Regions from separate parts of the Homo sapiens genome. Here region 1 is linked to region 2. A link is an interaction called in ENCODE POLR2A ChIA-PET data of the cell type or tissue named here. Cell type or tissue: B cell. All regions are shown on one strand. Links, peaks and the distances in the headings refer to the core of each region. The heading gives the core; the rest is flanking DNA. Region 1 has its middle 12 kb from the start of FGFR4. Region 2 overlaps NSD1 (nuclear receptor binding SET domain protein 1).

The links. Peaks named below come from ENCODE experiments on the same cell type or tissue, not always from the same donor. Only the 100,000 strongest peaks of a DNase experiment are listed, where the experiment ranks them.
Region 1: POLR2A ChIA-PET joins it to region 2 with 6 read pairs; 4 of 35 experiments call an interaction of 5 or more read pairs at or near these places.

What each region holds. Positions count from the first base shown.
Region 1 is chr5:177,069,841-177,080,646 of GRCh38, forward strand. It overlaps a transcript of ZNF346 not described here. Among named protein-coding and RNA genes, the nearest start is that of FGFR4, 12 kb to the right of the region's middle. In B cell, for the core only: CTCF peaks have their summits at 2,169 (motif pointing right) and 2,368; DNase peaks (open chromatin) are centred at 1,171 and 2,041; H3K4me3 peaks cover 1,034 bases; H3K27ac peaks cover 2,739 bases.
Region 2 is chr5:177,212,739-177,216,738 of GRCh38, forward strand. All of the region lies in intron 5 of NSD1 (nuclear receptor binding SET domain protein 1), which reads left to right. Among named protein-coding and RNA genes, the nearest start is that of NSD1, 81 kb to the left of the region's middle. In B cell, for the core only: no CTCF peak of the experiment used is centred there; no DNase peak of the experiment used is centred there; H3K27ac peaks cover 311 bases.

The DNA.
Region 1 (10,806 bases), core at 81-4,080, 140 kb before region 2:
TTGTAGGGATGGCGTCTCACCCTGTTGCCCAGGCTGGTCTCAAACTCCTGGGCTCAAGCGATCCACCCACCTTAGCCTCCCAAAGTGCTGGGATTACAAGCGTGAGCCACCAAGCCTGGCCCAGCCATCCTGTTGAGGGACAACTGGGTTGTTTCTAGTTTGGGGGTATCATAAATAAAACTGCTGTGAAGGATTTTTTACATGCTGCTTGGTACACATGTTCACTCATCTACTCAGGCGTGGAATCATAGAGTAGGCATATGTTTAGCTTGTCTAGACACTGCCAAACAGTTTTCCAAAGTGGCTCTATTGACTTACATCCTCACCAGCAGTGTGTGGGAGCTCCAGCAGCTCCACGTCTTGGTTAGCACTTGGTGTTGTCAGTTTTTTTAATATTGGCCATTCTGGTGGTACCCAGGAATTTGAATCCATAGTTCCTGACTTGAAATCAGGGCCCTTCTTACTTTTAGCATGCTCAAGACAGGTTTGAATTTTGTAGCCTCGAATGGCCTCAGAAATCAATACCCAGGACCCACAATACAGCAGGCAAGCATATGAGGGAGCCCCTGCTCATGGCTCCAGTGCCTAGGGAGGGTCTCAGAGAGGCATCAGCTCTGGAGAGGCAGTCTAGCGTAGTGGCGAAAACTCAGGTTCTGGGAAGCAAGCAGCTAAGGTTCAGATCCCAGCTCTGCCATCGCAAAGCTGCCTCGGGGTGGAACATTAGTACCTACCTCACAGGGTGATCATGAGAATTAAAAGAATAGGTGGATATGAAATAATAGTGCCTTACACATGATAAATGCTATATAAATGATAGCTGCTGCTCTTTCTATTGTTGACCTGAAGTAAGCCCTGAGTCCCCCTGGAGCGGGGGTAAGGCCACAAGCAGATGGCATCTGGCATAGCCCCATGTAATAAGATTCAGTAATCCGGTCTGACTGAGGCGGGGGGAAAAGTAGCATAGTGGCTAGAAGTGATTCTTTACTGGGGCCCAGCGAAAAGTCACCCTCCACTACTGGGGAGCCCCTGCTTATCCCAGGCCCAAGGCTCTTTGGCCAGTGACACTACTGAGGTGTCACACCTGAGGGGAAGAAATGGAATCATGCATGAAATGGAACCAAGAGGAAGTGGAAGCATACTCTTAGCCCAGAGCTAGATGCAAAGCAGCTGTTTGAATATAACAACCCACCAGTGCAGACACAGATCTAGACATGTACCTGTATAGCAGCCAATGAGGGGTGGCATGAGGGACAAGGGCCTGGGATTCAGGAGCCCTAAGTGTTGGTCTGAGCACTGCCACCAGCTATATGTGACCTGAGGCCTTGTGAAGTGGAAGTTAGAAGAAATCACAGTTCCCAGCTCAAATCCTGAAGAAGTAGCAATGAACAGGTAGAGTTTCCTCCCAGAGCCCTAAGCCAGGTGTGGTGCACGTGCCTGCAATCCCATCTGCTCGGGAGGCTGAGGCAGGAGGATCGCTTGAGCCCAGGAGTTCAAATCCAGCCTGGGCAACATAATGGGAGCCTCTTAAAAAAAAAAAAAAGAAAGAAAGAAAAAAGGGGCCAGGCGCCAGGCGCGGTGGCTCACGCCTGTAATCCCAGCACTTTGGGAGGCTGAGGTGGGCGGATCACAAGGTTAGGAGATCGAGACCATCCTGGCTAACACGGTGAAACCCCATCTCTACTAAAAATACAAAAAATTAGCTGGTCGTAGTGGCGGGTGCCTGTAGTCCCAGCTACCGGGAGGCTGAGGCAGGAGAATGGCATGAACCCGGGAGGCGGAGCTTGCAGTGAGCTGAGATCGTGCCACTGCACTCCAGCCTGGGCGACAGAGCGAGACTCTGTCTCAAAAAAAAAAAAAGAAGAAGAAGAAGAAAGCCCTTCCTTCCCTCACAGCAGTCCCTGCCAGATGAGCTGTCCCCACCCCCAAACCAGATGCTCTGATGAGCAGTCACTAGTGTAAAATACAATAGGAAGAACACTTTCTCCCTCTGACCATCCATCCACCTAACCTCACCTCTCTGCCCTGTGCAAAGCCCTGTTACAGAGACAGGGCAGACCCGTCCCCGGCCTGTCTCTCCCAAGCTTACTGTTCATATATGCTGCTTCATCTGTCTAGGAATATCAGAACGCAGTTCTGTAAATGTTCAACTCTTCAGTGCAATGACCCCATTAGCCACTAGGTGGAGTCAGCTTCTTTTTTCTAGCAAGGTAGACCAGCCCTGGGACTTTACTGTTTGATTTAATGGGAAGAGAACAGGGTGACTTCACGAGCCCCTGTATATGCTATTTCAGTTAACCCTCAGGACAACTGGCAAAGACTTGATTTCACAGGAGAAAGTCAGGGACAAAGTCTTGCAGAGCTTACACAACCAAGAAGTAGCCTTGGAGAGAGATTTGATCTTAGCACTTCTGCTCATTCCCAAGGCCGATTTCCCCTTCCCTCAGGACATTTCCCTCAGGAGGCCCTCTCTGTTTGAGGGCTGTAACTTAGTCACCTGTCTAGAAGTACACCTGATGTCAGGCCAGCTCCACAGCCCTTCTTTTCCTTTTCTCCTTTGGGTGACAAACCTGCTCCATTCTCAGATCCTGTGGTTCCGAGGGACTGGCCCTGCTCTCTGATTCCAGGAGTGAGCCTGTGACCCGACTGAGTAATCACAGTCATAGTCTTCAGCTGTTAGTGTCCAGCATGTAAGGACAGCCTGCTTCAGAACTAAGCCAACACAGAGGAGGCCGGGCTCGGTGGCTCACACCTGTAACCCCAGTACTTTGGGAGGCCAAAGCAGGCAGATTACTTGAAGTCAGGAGTTCAAGGCCAGCTGGCCAACATGATGAAACCCTGTCTCTACTAAAAATACAAAAATTAGTCAGGCGTGGTGGCGCACGTCTGTAGTCCCAGCTACTCAGGAGGCTGAGGCAGGAGTATTGCTTGAACCCGTGAGGCGGAGGTTGCAGTGAGCCGAGATCACACCACTGTACTCCAGATAAGGAGAGACTCATTTCTGATGACTACCTGGATCCAGCTATGCCTGAAGCTAATATCCCCCAGGACTTTTTAGTTATGACTTTTCTTTAAGTCAGTTGAGTTTCTATAACTTGCAACCAAGATTTCTGCCTAATACTTGCTCCAGCTCCCCTTGTCAACCTGGGGACCTCCACTCATCCAGAGATCACTGGCCCCCAAGGCCAAGTTGGCTGCCCTTTGTGTTCCCAGATGCCCTGTGTTCCCCTCTAGCATAGCCCTTAATATGCTGTGTTACGATGATCTAATTCCCTGTCTCTTCTTTTAGACTAGAAACTGCTTGAGGGCAGGAATTGGGTCTTATGATACTGCATCCCTGGTCCCTAGCATAGGACTGTGCTTATGTTTTAATAACTGCTTGGTGATTGAATACATTAATGAATAAATGAATAAAAATGGGTATGGTCTGGTAGGGACCATTGCTGGGATTTCACAGGAAAGACATTTATTTTGTTTGTTTTTTGAAACAGCGTCTCACTCTGTCACACAGGCTGGAATGCAGTGGTGCAAACACAGCTCATTGCAGCCTCGACCTCACTGACTCAAGTGATCCTCCCACCTCAGCCTCCCGAGTAGCTGGGACTACAGGCGCACACCACCACACCCAGCTAATTATCTTATTTTTTGTAGACACAAGGTCCCACTGTGTTGCCCAGGCTGGTCTTGAACTCCTGAGCTCAAACGATCCTCCCACCTCGGCCTACCAGAGTGCTGGGATTGCAGACGTGAGCCACCGCACCTGGCCGGAAAGACTTATTGAGGGAGATGATCCTCTAGTGGTCATGAAGGTCAAAGGAGCCAGGTTGCTGGGGTGGGAGGAGGCTTAGTGAAAGGAACTAGAAGAGGCGAGTTGTGGAACACAGTTGATTGTTTCAATAATGGCCTCCCATGAATCATTGCCTCCCTGTGCCTGTGTCCTTTTGCAATGTGACTTTATCATTGCTCCCATCAAGATCGGGCGGGCGGGGGAGGGGGGGGGTCCATTTCCCAGTCTCTTGAATCTGAACTAGTCTTGTGAGTTGCTTTGATCAGAGAATTCAGTAACATGACTGTACGACTTCCAAGGTTAGGACTTAAGTGCTCATGCAGCTTCCGTTCCTGACCCTGTGAAAGGAAGTTTGGGCTAGACCATGTGGCGACCACAGACCAGGTAGAGAGAGAAGCCAACAGCCAGCTCCATACATGTGAGGGAGGACATCCCAGACCCTCTAGCATAGCCAATCCACAGCATAAGCAGAACTGCCACCTGAGCCCAGCTAATCACAGAATTGTGAGAAATAATACATTGTTTTAAATAATTAAGTTTGGGAACAGTTTGTGCAGTAAAGGCTCACAGAATCACTAGGTATAATAATCAGAAGCTTCCTAGTGTCTGTTTACCCTTCTTCCTATAATAAGCTTTTCTTTGAAAAACCCCACCCTCAGCTTATGTAGTCCGGGTGGGGAAGACCTCCACTCTCCTGGCTTTTGCCAGAACAGTTGAGAAGTTGCCAAGTGGGAATGTCTCGAGCCCAGAGCTGTTAGTGGCCTTCTTTGTCACTTCTTAGGGAGCACCTGTCATAGAGAAGAAGACAGAAGAGAGAATGAGTTTTGACCATACTGTTGGGAACCAGGATCAAGCTGTTTCTGGAGCCTGATTCACACCAGGACTTACAGTCATGCTCCTGTAGTCCCAGCTACTCAGGAGACTAAGGCAGGAGAATTTCTTAGGCCCAGGAGTTCACATCCAGCCTGGGCAGCACAACAGACCTCATCTCTTTAAAAAGTGCATGAGCCAGTACATTCACTATTTTGTGTAAGCAGGTTTGAATTTGAGTTTCTGTGTCTTGCAACTGAATGAAAACGTTCGCTGAGAGCCAGAAAAATTGATAGAGGCTGAGCAGCTCCAGGGCAGAGGGCAGTTAGGTCAGACAGAGGAGGGATTCCTGGCCGGGCAAGTTGGCTCACACCTGTAATCCCAGCACTTTGGGAGGCCGAGGCGGGCGGATCACGAGGTCAGGAGAACGAGACCATCCTGGCTAACACGGTGAAACCCGTCTCTACTAAAAATACAAAAATTTAGCCGGGCATGGTGGTGGGCATCTGTAGTCCCAGCTACTCGGGAGGCTGAGGCAGGTGAATGGCATGAACCCAGGAGGCGAAGCTTGCAGTGAGCCGAGATCGCGCCAGTGCACTCCAACCTGGGCGACAGAGCAAGACTCCCTCCGTCTCAAAAAAAAAAGAATTTTTTTTAAATAAAAATAAAATATATCTACATTTTGGCCGGGCATGGTGGCTCACGCCTGTAATCCCAGCATTTTGGGAGGCCAAAGCAGGTGGATCATGAGATCAGGAGTTCAAGACCAGCCTGGACAACATGGTGAAACCCCGTCTCTATTAAAAATACAAAAAAAAACTAGCCGGGCATGGTGGTGGGTGCCTGTAATCCCAGCTACTCATGAGGCTGAGGCGGGAAAATGGCTTGATCCCAGGAGGCAGAGGTTGCAGTGAGCCGAGATGAGTAACACTGTACCCCGGCCTGGGCGACAGAGCCAGACACCGTCTCAAAAAACAAACAAACAAAAAAATCTACACTTTTTAATACTCCTCCCTTCAATAGGTCAAGTTTAATTTCTACCCTATATCCCCTAATATGGGCTGTAAGTAGCAATTCACTTTACTTACTGATTGATTGATTGACTCAAGGTCTTGCTGTGTCCCCCAGGCTGGAGTGCATGGCACAATCATAGGTCACTGCAGCCTCGATCTCCTGGGCTCAAACAGTCCTCCCACCTCAGCCTCCTGAGTAGCTGGAACTACAGGCATGCGCCACTGTGCCTGGCTAATTTTTTTTTCCTTTTTTTTTGAGACAGAGTTTCTCTCTTGTCGCCCAGGCTAGAGTGCAGTGGTGCAATCTCGGCTCACTGCAAACTCTGCCTCCTGGGTTCAAACGATTCTCCTGTCTCAGCCTCCCAATTAGCTGGAATTACAGGCACCCGCCACCACGCCCAGCTAATTTTTGTACTTTTAATAGATACAGGGTTTCACCAGGTTGACCAGGCTGATCTCGAACTCCCAACCTCAGGCGATTGACCTGCCTCAGCCTCCCAAAGTGCTGGGATTACAGGCGTGAGCCACCACGCCCGTCTGGCTAATATTTTTTATTAGGGTCTCACTCCGTTGCCCAGGCTGGTCTCAAACTCCTAGGCTCAAGGAATCCTCCTCGCTCAGCCTCCTGAAGTGCTGGGATTATAGGCGTGAGCCACTGTGCCTGGCTGTGACTCACTTTTAACTAATAGAATAAGACAGAAGTGACAAGAATCTGATGTCTGAGAGTAAGTTATACATTACATTGCAGCTTCAATATTTCTCTCTTGGATCACCAGCTCTGAGGGAAACCAGCTAACGTGTTGTGGGAACACTCAAGCAGCCCTATCAAGAGGCTGTTGTTGAGAGAAATGTAGGTCTTCTACCAATGACAAAGATTCTTTGGTTGGCCAAATTTTAGTCAGGCTTCTGAGCCTTCTCCTAGGTCCATCTGTGCACTTCCTTGTAAAATCTAGTTTTAGCAAAGAACCTGCTAAGTCTAGTTTAGCAAGAACTGCCGCCCATCTTCGATATCTGATCAGGTTCCTCCTCCTCCACCATCCCCCAGGTGATGGCTGATGGGCCTGTCTTCAGCAAGAATCCTGTTGGGTCAGTTTGGACAGAACCCCTTTACCCCAACGTTTCCTCTTAGTCATTTTCCATTCACTGCTCCCCACTCTGTTCCTTGGCTCAGAATTCCCACTCGCCCATGCTGTATTCAGAATGGAGCCCAATCTCTCTCCCCCTCTGCAAGATCCCATTGCAGTGGTCCCTGTGACTATCTCAATGGTCCTGAATAAAGTTTTCTTTACTGTGCTTTAATAAGTATCGTTGAGCCGGGCGTGGTGGCTCACGCCTGTAATCCCAGCAGTTTGGGAGGCTGAGGTGGGTGGATCATTTGAGGTCAGGAGTTTGAGACCATCCTGGCCAATATGGTGAAACCCCGTCTCTACTAAAAATACAAAAATTAGCTGGGCATGGTGACAGGTGCCTGTAATCCCAGCTACTTGGGAGGCTGAGGCTGGAGAATCGCTTGAACCCAGGAGGCGGAGGTTGCAGTGAGCCGAGATCACGCCACTGTACTCCAGCTTGGGCGACAGAGCGAGACTCTCAAGAAAAATAAATAAATAAACATAAAAACAAGTATCTTTGAATAATTTTTTCTTTAACACCAATAGTCAGCCAAATATTTGTTATGTAAAGTCGTTAAGTTTAAAAGTAATGTGTTATGAAGCAATGGATAACTAATACAGGTCTTTTTCCTAAAAGCCATGGAAATTTATTAAAAGGTTTTAAACAAATAGCAGTGAAAACAGGATGAATTTGCTGCCATGTAAACAAATGAGTACTATGGCCAAAGAGCCAACAGAGGAGAGTGGAGACACAAAGGAAGGGTGTTCTACTGAGAAGGAGCCTTTTATTTATAAAGGGTTTAAGAAAAAGGATTAGCCGAAGAAAAAATTATTTGGTTCACATAGTGAAATGTTCAAAGAAGGAATGGCTTCAGGCAAGGCTTGATCCGGGTGCACTCCAGCTCTTGGCCCTCTTGTTTCCTTTATTGCTGTCTTTCACAGAGAAGCTCTCCCAAGCAACTCTAGGCATCCCTATTCACAGCTCAGCTTCTCAGAGAGTTGGTTTCCTATTCATTCCAATAAAAGACCTAGACTGGCTCCCATTGGCCCTCCCATGGTCACATGCTCATCTCTGACTTAATCACAATGGCCTGGGAGATGGAATATTCTCCTTAGCCAGGTCTGGGTCACATGTCCACCATAAATGCCAAGGAGGAGTGTTGGTTTCATCCAGTCCCCCGTGGACTGCTAGTAGGGGAGGACCACGACATCAAGAAAAGTTTGAGGGGTCGTTACCAGAGAGAGGAAAAGGGTTTTAATGTCCAGTTTAGGGTGGCCAGGAGGGATCTGAAAGAAAAAGGAATGCCTGGCCAGGCGCGGTGGCTCACGCCTGTAATCCCAGCACTTTGGGAGGCCGAGGCAGGTGGATCACCTGAGGTCAGGAGCTCGAGCCCAGCCTGGTCAACATGGTGAAACCCCATCTCTACTAAAAATATAAAAATTAGCTGGGCATGGTGGTGAGTGCCTGTAATCCCAGCTACTCGGGTGGCTGAGGCAGGAAAATTGCTTGAACCCGGGAGGTGGAGGTTGCAGTGAGCTGAGATTGCACCACTGCACTCCAGCCTGGGCAACAGAGCAAGACTCCATCTCAAAAAAAGAAAAGAAAAGAAAAGGGAATGCCTGAGAGGAGTCCAGAAATACCTGCTGAATGGCAGGTATCTGGTAGAATGCCTGGAAAGCGGGGAGGACAGATAGGCAGGCCAGAGGAAGAATGCTCAGCAACAAAGGCAGCATAAGCAAAGACGCCACGGTGTCAGCCAGTCAGGCACATTCAGAGGCTCTACCTGGAGCTCACTGCAGCTGCGAAACAGCAGGTGTCTTGGGGGAGACTGGAGCTGGGACAGCAGAGAGCAGCAGAGGCCAGTCCTGGAGGGCCCTGAATGTCAGGCTGAGGAGCTGGGGGTGCCAGTGGGTGGTGGGGGGAGAGTAGTTAAGGGTGAGGAGTGGCAGCACAGTGGCACATGCCTGGAGTCCCAGCTAATGGGGAGGCTGAGGCAGGAGGATCCTGCGAGCCTAACAGTTGAAATCCCATCTGGCAATGTAACAAGACCCCGTCTCTAATAAAAATAAGCTGGCCGGGCGTAATAGCTAGTGTCTGTAATCCCAGCACTTTGGGAGGCCAAGGCAGGCGGATCACTTGAGGCCAGGAGTTCGAGACCAGCCTGGCCAACATGGTGATACCCGTCTCTACTAAAAACACAAAAATTAGCCAGGCATGGTGGCACACGCCTGTAATCCCAGGTACTTGGAAGGCTGAGGCAGGAGAATCATCTGAACCCAGGAGACAGGTTGCAGTGAGCCGAGATCATGCCACTGCACTCCAGCCTGGGCATGAGACTCTGTCTCAAATAAATAGATAAATAAATGATTTTAAAAAAATAAAAGCTGAGGAGTGACTTGGTTAGATCCGTAGTTTAAAGAAGTCATTTTGGGGCCAGGCACGGTGGCTCACGCCTATAATCCCAGCACTTTGGGAGGCTGAGGCAGGTGGATCACCTGAGGTCAGGAGTTTGAGACCAGCCTGGCCAACATGGTGAAGCTCCGTCTCTACTAAAAATACAAAAAATTACCCAGCCGTGGTGGCTTACACCTGTAATCCCAGCTACTCAGGAGGGTGAGGCAGGAGATTTGCTTGAACCTGGGAGGTGGAGGTTGCAGCGAGCCAAGATCATGCCACTGCACTGCAGCCCGGGCGACAGAGAGACTCAAAAAAAAAAAAAAGTCGTTTTGGGAACCAGTCACCGCTTCTTTTTGATAGCCCCTGGTTTTGTTAGGGGAAGCAAGGGGTTCAGCAAAATGAATATACTTCCTGGCTTCCTTTGCAGCTAGGGGTGGCCGTGTCACAGTCTGGCCAAGGAAATGAAATTGGGAGTTGCTGTGTGGAAACTCAACTCTCTGGAACTTCTTCCTTCCTCCTGCCTCTGCACAAATGTGACGGCAGCAGCTGAAGCCAACATCTTGCGACCATGAGAGAAAAACCTGGAGAACGGACGAGTCCTCAACCCTGACTTCAGACCAACCTACACCCACCTCTGGACGTGGGGCTAAGTGAGAGATGGATACACTGTTTCATTTAGGCCCTGCTCACTTAGGTTTCTGTTATTCACACCCCAACGAAACCCTCCATGGTCCAGGGCACCGGGCAAAGTACAGAAGGGCACGAGTTTACTTCCCGCTTCCCTGGAGACCACCAACCCTCTCACCCTTCCAGCCCAGCCTCTGCCACTTCCCAGCTGTCGGTCCTCCTCCAAACAGACGTGCATGCCAACACCCGGTGGGTGTGAGGCTTGTAGGCCCAAGTCTAGAGAGGCTGAGTCTGGCAAAGCCTGAAAGCCCCTGTCCTAGCAAGCCAGGCCACAGGTCTAGAGTATCCGAGACCAGTGAATAAGGGGACGGGGGGTGCTACTGAGGCTGTGAGAAGCCCCAGGACCAGCCCAGGGTAGTTAGAACTGAGTGAGGTTAGCCGGGACTAACCTCACTCAGATCCCTCCTCCCCAGTTCCCCTCCATCCACTTTGGTTTGGAAGCCTCCCCAGAGCTCTCCCAGGCTGTCATCAGCTCTAAACTCTCTGCCTCCACAAAAATGCCCTGGGCAACCTGTAACTCACAGCCCTGCTGTCTTCAGAGTATAAACTGGAGACAGATGTACCCAGAATTGAGGACGGGTGGGAAATGAGGAGAAATGAAGGCTGAGGAGGGGTCATTCTCACAGTCCCTCCCTTTCGGTCACAGGAGGGTGTTGCCCATGCTTTTGGGTGGGTCCCAGGCCCATAGCTGCAAATATTCATATTGGCTACTCTTCAGTGAGCAAGGGGTATATGCCAGGCACTGGCATTGTGCTTGACATACATCATCATACTGAGTCCTCACGGAAGATGTATTATTCCCATTTCACAGAAGATGAAACTGAGGCTTGAGGTTAAGTGATTTGTCCGTGACCACAAAGAGTTTTCGGGACTCAAACCCAGATCTGTCACTGGGCAAGGTGGCTCACACCTATAATCCCAGCCCTTTGGGAGACTGAGGCCAGCAGATCTCCTGTGGCCAGGAGTTCAAGCCTGGCCAACAATGGCAAAACCCCGTCTCTACCA
Region 2 (4,000 bases), core at 1-4,000:
AAGCAAATAGATTCTATTGGATGGTAGTTTCTTTTTTTTTTCTTAAGGCACCCGCCACCATACCTGGTAATTTTTGTATTTTTAGTAGAGATGAGGGTTCACCACGTTGGCCAGGCTGGTCTTGAACTGAACTCAAGTGATCCGCCCACCAAAAGTGCTGGGATACAGGCGTGAGCCACTGCATCTGGCTGGATGTTAGGTTTTCTTTGACCATTACTTAAGATAGGTCCTTCTGTTTTGTGGACAATTTGATGAACCACATGCGCTTTTGAAAAAACTGCAAGTATTCTGTAGTACTTATTTGAAGGTCTTAGGTGTCTTAAATTCCTACTGGAATGAGGATTATGAACAAATAAAAATACCAGAAGTACCCAAGTGTTGTACCTAGCAGCAGATGGAAAACAGAAATCTTTCAAGATACTAACATTACACAGTATACAGTTGAGGATAAAGCAGTGTGTGTATACATGTATATACATATTTTTTTCTTTTTTACAGCAATATCCATTAACATAAGATTCTCAAAACTGTGTATCATAGTAGATTTTTCTCTAACAGCTTTATTGAAAATGCAGTTATCATATCATAAAATTCAGCTTTTAACGTTTTTAATTGAGTGGTTTGTAGTATAGTCACAGAGTTGTGCAACAATCAGTGCGATCAATTGTGGAATATTTGCATCATCCCAGACAGAAACACAGAACTCTTGTCAATCTGCCTTCAGGTTTTTTTTTCTTTTTTTTTCTTGAGACGGAGTCTCGCTCTGTTACCCAGGCTGGAGTGCCGTGGCGTGATCTCGGCTCACTGCAGGCTCCGCCTCCCGGGTTCACGCCATTCTCCTGCCTCAGCCTCCTGAGTAGCTGGGACTACAGGCGCCCGCCACCACACCCAGCTAATTTTTTTTTGTATTTTTAGTAGAGACGGGGTTTCACTGTGTTAGCCAGGATGGTCTCTGATCTCCTGACCTTGTGATCCGCCCGCCTCCACCTCCCAAAGTGCTGGGATTACAGGCGTGAGCCACTGTGCCCAGCCCTGCCTTCAGTTTTTACCAATCTGTAGATTTGTCTATTGTGTACATTTCATAGAAATGGAATCATACAATATATGGTCCTTTTGGGTCTGGTTTCCCTTACTTAGTTTAATGTTTTCTGGTTCATGCCTCTTGTAGTATGTATCAGTTCTTCTGTCTTCTTCTAAAATTATGGTTAAAAAGCATGTAACCTAAATGTACCTTTTTTGGTTTTTTTTTTGAGATAGGGTCTGGCTCTGTTGCCCAGGCTAGAGTGAGATTTACTCTTTAACGGTATTTACGGCCAGGTGCGGTGGCTCACGCCTGTAATTCCAGCACTCTGGGAGGCCAAGGCTGATGGATCACCTGAGGTCAGGAGTTCAAGACCAGCCTGGCCAACATGGCAAAACCCCATCTCTACTAAAAATACAAAAATTAGCTGGGCATGGTGGCGCGCTCCTGTAATACCAGCCACTCGGGAGGCTGAGGTAGGAGAATCACTTGAACCCGGGAGGTGGAGGTTGCAGTGAGTGGAGGTTGCAGTGAGCTGAGATTGCGCCACTGCACTCCAGCCTGGGAGACAGAGCGAAACCCCATTTCAAAATAAACAAACAAAAAAACAGTATTTAAGTGTGTATTATAGTGTCATGAATCATGTACATGTACAACAGCAGATCTCCAGGACATTTTCGTTTTGCTTGACTGAGACTCTATACCCATTGAACAACAACTCCTGATTTTCTCCTTTGTTCAATCCATGACAACTAACATTCTTTCTGCTTCTGTGAATTTGATTACTTTAGACATCTCATGTAAGTGGAATCATGCAGTATTTGTTGTTTTGTGATTGGGTTATTTCACATTTCACTTAGCATAATGTTTTCAAGGTTCATCCATGTTGTAGCATATGACAGGATCACCTTTTTTTTTTTTTTTTTGAGACAGAGTCTTACTGTGTCACCCAGGCTGGAGTGCAGTGGCGTGATCTCAGCTCACTGCATCCTCTGCCTCGTGGGTTCTCGGCTCACTGCAGCCTCTGCCTCGTGGGTTCAAGCAATTCTCCTGCCTCAGCCTCCTAAGTAGCTTGGACTACAGGCACATGCCACCATGCCTGGCTAATTTGTTTTGTATTTTTAGTAGAGACAGGGTGTCACCATGTTCCCCAGAATGGTCTCGATCTCCTGACCTCGTGATCCACCCGCCTTGGCCTCCCAAAGTGCTGGGATTAAAAGCATGAGCCACCACGCCCTGCCGATAACCTTTTTTTATGGCTGAATAATATTCCAACATACTTTTTCTTTTCCATACTAAAGCATCTTTTCTTTATCAGTTCATTGGTTGATGGACATTTAGATTGCTTCCACATCTTGACTATTGTGAGTAATGCTACAGTGAACATGGATATGCAGATATCTCTGAGATCTGGTTTTCAATTTTTTTTTTTTTTTTGAGATGGAGTTTCGCTCTTGTTGCCCAGGCCGGAGTGCAATGGCACAATCTCAGTTCACTGTAACCTCTGCCTCCTGGGCTCAAGCAATTCTGCCTCAGCCTTTCAAGTAGCTGGGATTACAGGCATATACCACCACGCCTAGCTAACTTTGTATTTTTAGTAGAGATGGGGTTTCACCATGTTGGCCAGGCTGGTGTCGAACTCCTGACCTCAGGTGGTCTGCCTGCTTCGGCCTCCCAAAGTGCTGGGATTACAGGCATGAGCAACTGCACCCAGTGATGTTCATTTCTTTTGGATAAATACCTAGAATGGCATTGGTGGAACATAGGGTAATTCTACTTTTATTTTTATTTTTTTTTGAGACAAGGGTCTCCCTCTGTCACCCAGGCTGGAGTATAATGATGCGATCTCAAGTCACTGCAACCTCTGCCTCCTGGGCTCAAGCAATTCTTGTGCCCCAGCCTCCCAAGTAGCTGGGATTACAGTGGTTTTGCCATGTTAGCCAGGCTGGTCTCAAATTCCTGACCTTAAGTGATCCTCCTGCTTCGGCCTCCCAAAGTGTTGGGATTATAGGTGTGAGCCACCGCACCCGGCCTACTTTTAATTTGATGAACCTCTATAGTGTTTTGCATAATTGCTGCATCATTTTATAAGTCCTTTGTCCATATACATATGTTTTTAATGATACTGGGCCTCTTTGTCACCTAGGGTGGAATACAGTGGTGCAGTTATAGCTCACTGCAGCCTCAAACTCCTGGGCTCAAGTGATCCTCCTATCTCAGCATCCTGAGTAGCTGGGAGTACAGGTGCATGCCACCACACTTGGCTAATTTTTGTGTTTTTTTGTAGAGACAGGTTTCTGGCTATGCTGCCCAGGCTGGTCTTCAACTACTGGGCTCAAATGATGTTCCCACTTTGGCCTCCCAAAATGCTGGGATTCCAGACATGAGCTACTGTGCATATCCCTTTGCATATTTTTAAATCTTGTTATTTTTAAAAAATGAGGTATAAGAGTTATTCATATATCCTGGATATTAACCAATTATCTGATGTATGATTTGCAAGTATTTTCTCCCATTTTGTACCTGCCTTTTCACTCTGTTGACTGTTTTCTTTGCTGTGTAGAAGTTAATGTGATTTTTTTTTTCCATTTTTGCTTTTTAAAAAATTTTTACTTGTGCTTTGGGTCTCATAGCCAGGAAATTCTTGTTCCTTCCAATATCATGAAGTTTTTTCGTCTGTTTTCTTCTAGGAGTTTCATAGTTGGAGGTCTTATGTTTAGGTCTTTGATCTATTTTATGATAATTTTTATGTAAGGTGTAAAATGAGAGTTCATCTTCGTTCTTCAGCATGTGCATATCCAGTTTTCACAATACCATCTGTTAAAGAGACTATCTTTTCCCCATTGTGTAGTCTTGGCACTGTTGTCGAAGGTCATTTGACCATGTATGTGATTTATTTCAGGGATCTCTGTTTTTTTTTTTTTTTTTTTAATTTTTAGTAAAATTGAGACGGGGTCCAACCATGTTGCCCAGGCTGTT